2 separate regions of the Homo sapiens genome follow, and region 1 is linked to region 2. A link is an interaction called in ENCODE POLR2A ChIA-PET data of the cell type or tissue named here. Cell type or tissue: PC-3. All regions are shown on one strand.

Region 1 (2,500 bases), 510 kb after region 2:
ACTCCGTCTCAAAAAGAAAAGACTGGGAATAGGAATCAGAGACTGCTGTCCCAACTTACAGAATCGTATACAGTTCTAGCCGCCAGGACCCAAGAATGATGTCATCTCGGCACTGTCTCTAGAACCATTCATTCTTTCTAAGCCTGGAACTTAGATGAGTGAAAGCAGGTTCCTATTACATAATTATGATCTTGATTGCCCTGGGCCTACTCAACTGTAAATTTTTTCCAGAGCCAGAAAGGCTTCACAGAGGACAACTTTACCCTGAAAAGAAAGGACCTCTTTGGTCAGTGGTCCTCAACTCTGACTCACCTGAAAGCTTTACAAAAAGTACCAATGCCCAGGTCCAGCGCTGGAGATTTTAACTGGCTTGGGGTAGAGCCCTGGCATCAGTATTTTTAGAGGCTTCCCAAGTGATTGCAATGTGCAGCCAGGCAGAGAATTACTGCTCGGTAAGTGGGATGACTGGGGAGTGGGAGATCAAATACTCTAACGTCTCCCAGCACCTATTCTAGAGATCAGTGGGGCAGAAAGGTAGAAATAAAAGGTGGAAAGGGATGAAATGGGTAAGTGTGGGTGAATTAGTTCCAGGAAAACGGCAATCTCCACTGTGGATTCAGGGAAGGCGTCACTGAGGAGGGCTTTCTTAACAGTTCAGGTCAGTGGAAGCCAACTTGAGGCACACATCGTGCGCGGCATCCTCCGGGGAGGTCGGGTCATTTCACCCCATTTTACTGCCGAGATGACCTAGGTCCAGAGACGGTAAAGAGCGGTGTACGACTCACACAAGTCGGGGGTCCTGTGAACCGAGGTTGAGCCTGGCGGGCCTTCGGCCCGAGGTCTTTAAGCGAAGTCACCAGACCCGGGGTTCAAAGCCCAGAGGTAGGCAGGCGGCTGGCTCTCCGCCTCAGGCCTGGAGAGAACCCAGGGGTATGAACCTCAACCTCGCTCCCGCGTCCAGCTGGAGGGGCGGAGCTGGCTGGCCCCGCCTCCGGGTTAAACAAAGTTCTTTACAGACTAGGCGTGAGGGGATGTTGCAGTCTTGTTGCCACTTCCGGGCGAAGAGGTTAGCGAGAAGGAACCCCTCCACGCAGCGACGACGGGACCTGACGTCACTTCCGCGCGCCGCCGCAAACGTCAGTGTCGGGCGCAGACGGCGGCAGTGCGGCTTGCTCTTGGAAGTTCAGGCTCGGTTGTCTTTTGGGAGCCATGGAGAGTGACTTTTATCTGCGTTACTACGTGGGGCACAAGGGCAAGTTCGGCCACGAGTTCCTGGAGTTTGAGTTTCGACCGGACGGTAAAAGCAGCCTGCCGCCCGCCGGGAGCGGGGACCAGGCCTGGGGGCCGGCGAGTGGGGAGGCCGAGGGTCGGAAATCTGTGGGGAACTAGAGGAGGGAGGGACTGAGACCTGTGCAGTGCAGATCTTAAAGGAACGCCACTGTGTCTGCTCCACGGGGTCTTTCTATCCATTCAGCAAACGTTGACTGAACGCCCACTGTGTGCCAGGCTCTGTTCCACTCTTTGGGAATACGGCAGCGAAGGTAGACAAACTTCCCCTCTCGTGGAACTTGTGTTTTACTGCCGGGAGAGAGATCATAAACAAAAAGATGATTCCAGATAGCAGTGAGTGGTCAAAAAATAACATGGTAGAATAATTGCTGGATGGGCTGCTTTTAGATAGGTTGGCCATTAGAGAGCTCTCTGTAAAGGGTATATTGCAGCCGAGTCCTAATTAACAAGAAGGGCTCAGCCTTGTGAAGCTCATAAGGAAGACCATTCTACACAAAGGGAATACCAGATGTCAAGGCTGCAGGGCGGGAATGAGCTAGGCGTGTCTCAGGTGGTCAGTGTGGTTGAAGAGTGGTGAGCTGGGAGATAGCAGGAGATGATGTCGGATAGGTAGGTAGGAGCGGCACCTCTTAGGTCTTTATAGACCACGGTAAAAAGTTTGGACTTGGAAGGCCTTTTTTTTTTTTTTTTTTTTGAGACGGCTTTCGCTCTTTTTGCCCAGGCTGGAGTGCAATGGCGCGATCTCGGCTTATTGCAACCTCCGCCTCCCGGGTTCAAGTGATTCTCCTGCCTCAGCCTCCCGAGTAGCTGGAATTATAGGCGCCCACCACCACGCCCGGCTAATTTTGTATTTTTAGTAGAGACGGAGTTTCACCATGTTGGCCAGGCTGGTCTCGAACTCCTGACCTCAGGTGATACGCCCGCCTCGGCGTCCCAAAGTGCTGGGATTACAGGTGTGAGCCACCGCGCCCGGCCGGGCTTGGAAGGTTTTAAGCAGAGAAGAAATGTGATCTCTTCTTGAAAAAGCATTCTGGTTATTGGGTGCGGAATGGGCAAGAGTGGAAACAGGGCTATTGATTAGGAGACTGTTGCAGTTGTCAAGACACGAAAGATGTTGGGGGCCGGGCGCGGTGGCTCAAGCCTGTAATCTCAGCCCTTTGGGAGGCCGAGGTATGCGGATCACTTGAGGTCAGGAGTTCAAGACCAGCCT
Region 2 (2,500 bases):
AGTGTGGTGACTTGCCATCCCTCAGCTTGATAGCACCAGAGTCACAACCATTATAGATGCCATTCTATGGGCTGTCCTCAGTGAATGCCCACAAAGTGCAGTGAAGGAAGCCTAGCTCTGGGCTCAGGCAGATACTCTTTTTTATTTTCATTAAGTTAATTGTTTTGTAGTTGCAGTAAAGTTCATATAACATAAAATTAACCATTTAAAAGTGAACAATTAGGCCAGGTGTAGTGGCTCATGCGTGTAATCCTGGCACTTTGGGAGGCTGAGGCAGGAGGATTGCTTGAACTCAGGAGTTCAAGACAAGCCTGGGCAACATACTGAGACCCCATCTCTAAAAAATAAAATAAAATAAAATAAAATAAAATAAAATAAAATAATAAAATAAAAATGAACACTTGAGTAGCATTTAATGTATTCACAATGTTGCACAACCATCACCTCTATCAAGTTCCCCCAAATCTGTCTTACTCCAAAAGGCAAACCATACCCATTGAGCAGATACATTGACCCTTCCCCCAGGCCCTTGCAACCACCAACCTGTTTTCTGTCTCTGTGGATTCTGGATATTTCATATAAATGGAATCATACAATATGTGACCTTTGTGTGTCTAGCTTATTTCACTTACCATGTTTTTGAGGTTTATCCACACTGCAGCATCTATCAGTATTTCATTCCTTTTTTTTTTTTTTTTTTTTTTTTTTGAGATGGAGTCTCGCTCTGTCACCCAGGCTGGAGTGCAGTGGCACTATATCAGCTCACTGCAACCTTCGCCTCCGGGGTTCAAGCAATTCTCCTGCCTCCGCTTCCTGAGTAGCTGAGATTACAGGCACCCGCCACCACGCCCAGCTAATTTTTGTATTTTTAGTAGAGACGGGGTTTCGCTATGTTGGCCAGACTGCTCTTGAACTCCTGATCTCAGGTGATCCACCCACCTCAGCCTCCCAAAGTGCTGGGATTACAGGCGTGAGCCACTGTGCCTAGCCTACTTCATTCCTTTTTATGGCTGAATACTATTCCACTGTATGTATAACCACAATTTATTTGCCTATTCATCTGTTGATGAACATTTGGGTTTCCACCTTTTGGCTATTGCAAATAGAGCTGCTGTGTACATGCATGTACATGTATTTGTTTGACTCCCTGTTTTCAGTTTTATATATCTAGGAGCGGAATTGCCGGGTCATATTATACTTTTATCTTTAACTTTTTGAGGAATTGCCAAACTGTTTTCCAAAGCGACTGAATCAGACAGGCGTGGTGCCTCATACCTGTAATCCCAGCACTTTGGGAGGCCGAGGGGGTGGATCACCTGAGTTCAGGAGTTTGAAACCAGCAGGGCCAACATGGTGAAACCCCATCTCTACTAAAAAATACAAAGTGGCTGAACCATTTTACATTTCCACCAGCAATGTTTGAGGGTTCCTATTTCTCCACATCCTCACCAACACTCATTTTTTTTTATGATTCCTCATCATTCAACTTGAGACATTCCTTTTATTCAGTTATATCATCCTATTGGATGTGAAGTGATATTTTATTGTGTTTTGTTTTTATTTATTTAAAAAATTTAAAAAAATTTTTGGAGATAGGGTCTCACTATGTTGCCCAGGCTAGAGTGCAGTGGCTATTCACAGACGTGATCATCAGCACTGCAGTCTCGAACTCCTGGCCTCAAGCAATCTTCCTACCTCAGCTTCTCTAGTAGCTCATTCTGGTTATGATTTGCATTTTCCTAATGGCTAATAATGTTGAGCATCTTTTCATGTGCTTGGCCACTTGTATATCTTCTTTGAAGAAATGTCTATTCAACTCCTGTGCCTATTTTTTCGTTGGGTTGTGTTTTTGTTTTTGAGTCGTGTGAGTTCTTTGTATATTCTGGAGGCTAGACCCTTATCAGATATATGATTTGCCTATATTTTCTCCCGTTCTGTAGGTTGTCTCTTCAGTATTTTGATAATGTTCTTTGGTGTACAAAAGTTTTAAATTTTGATGAAGCCTAATTTATTTTTTATTTTATTGCTCATGTTTTTGGTATTGTATCAAAGATCCAGACTGGTGTGGTGGCTCATGACTGTAATCCCAGCACTTTGAGAGGCCAAGATGGGAAGATCACTTGAGCCCAGGATATATGACCAGCCTGGGCAATATAGTGAGACTTTGTCTCTACAAAAAATTTAAAAACTTAGCTGAGCATGGTTGCACACACCTGTTGTCCCACCTACTTGAGAGTGTGTGGTCCCACCTACTTGAGAGGCTGAGGTGGGAGGATCCCTTGAACTCAGGAGGTTGAGACTGCAGTGAGCCCAGATTGCACCATTGTGTTGTAGCAGAGTGAGACTCTGTCAAAAAAAAAAAAAAAAAAAATCCACTGCCAAATCCAAGATCAAGAAGATTTACTCCTAAAAATTATTTTTTAAAAAGGTGTGTACCTCTGTGTTTTCTTCTAAGCATTTCATGGTTTTAGCTCTTACATTTAGGTCATTGGTCCATTGT

The links. ChIA-PET counts read pairs that join two places held together with the same protein. Peaks named below come from ENCODE experiments on the same cell type or tissue, not always from the same donor. Only the 100,000 strongest peaks of a DNase experiment are listed, where the experiment ranks them.
Region 1: POLR2A ChIA-PET joins it to region 2 with 12 read pairs; 2 of 35 experiments call an interaction of 5 or more read pairs at or near these places.

The regions. Positions count from the first base shown.
Region 1 is chr1:53,237,158-53,239,657 of GRCh38, reverse strand. MAGOH (mago homolog, exon junction complex subunit) reads left to right here and starts at 1,140. Exons shown (of 5, transcript NM_002370.4): 1 at 1,140-1,297. The coding sequence starts at 1,210. MAGOH-DT (MAGOH divergent transcript) reads right to left here and starts at 1,048. Exons shown (of 3, transcript NR_038953.1): 1 at 313-1,048. RefSeq lists enhancers at 1,129-1,258, 1,299-1,358, 846-1,487. In PC-3, no CTCF peak of the experiment used is centred here; a DNase peak (open chromatin) is centred at 1,057; H3K4me3 peaks cover 2,222 bases; H3K27ac peaks cover 1,610 bases.
Region 2 is chr1:53,743,785-53,746,284 of GRCh38, reverse strand. No RefSeq gene overlaps it. Among named protein-coding and RNA genes, the nearest start is that of GLIS1, 5.9 kb to the right of the region's middle. In PC-3, no CTCF peak of the experiment used is centred here; no DNase peak of the experiment used is centred here.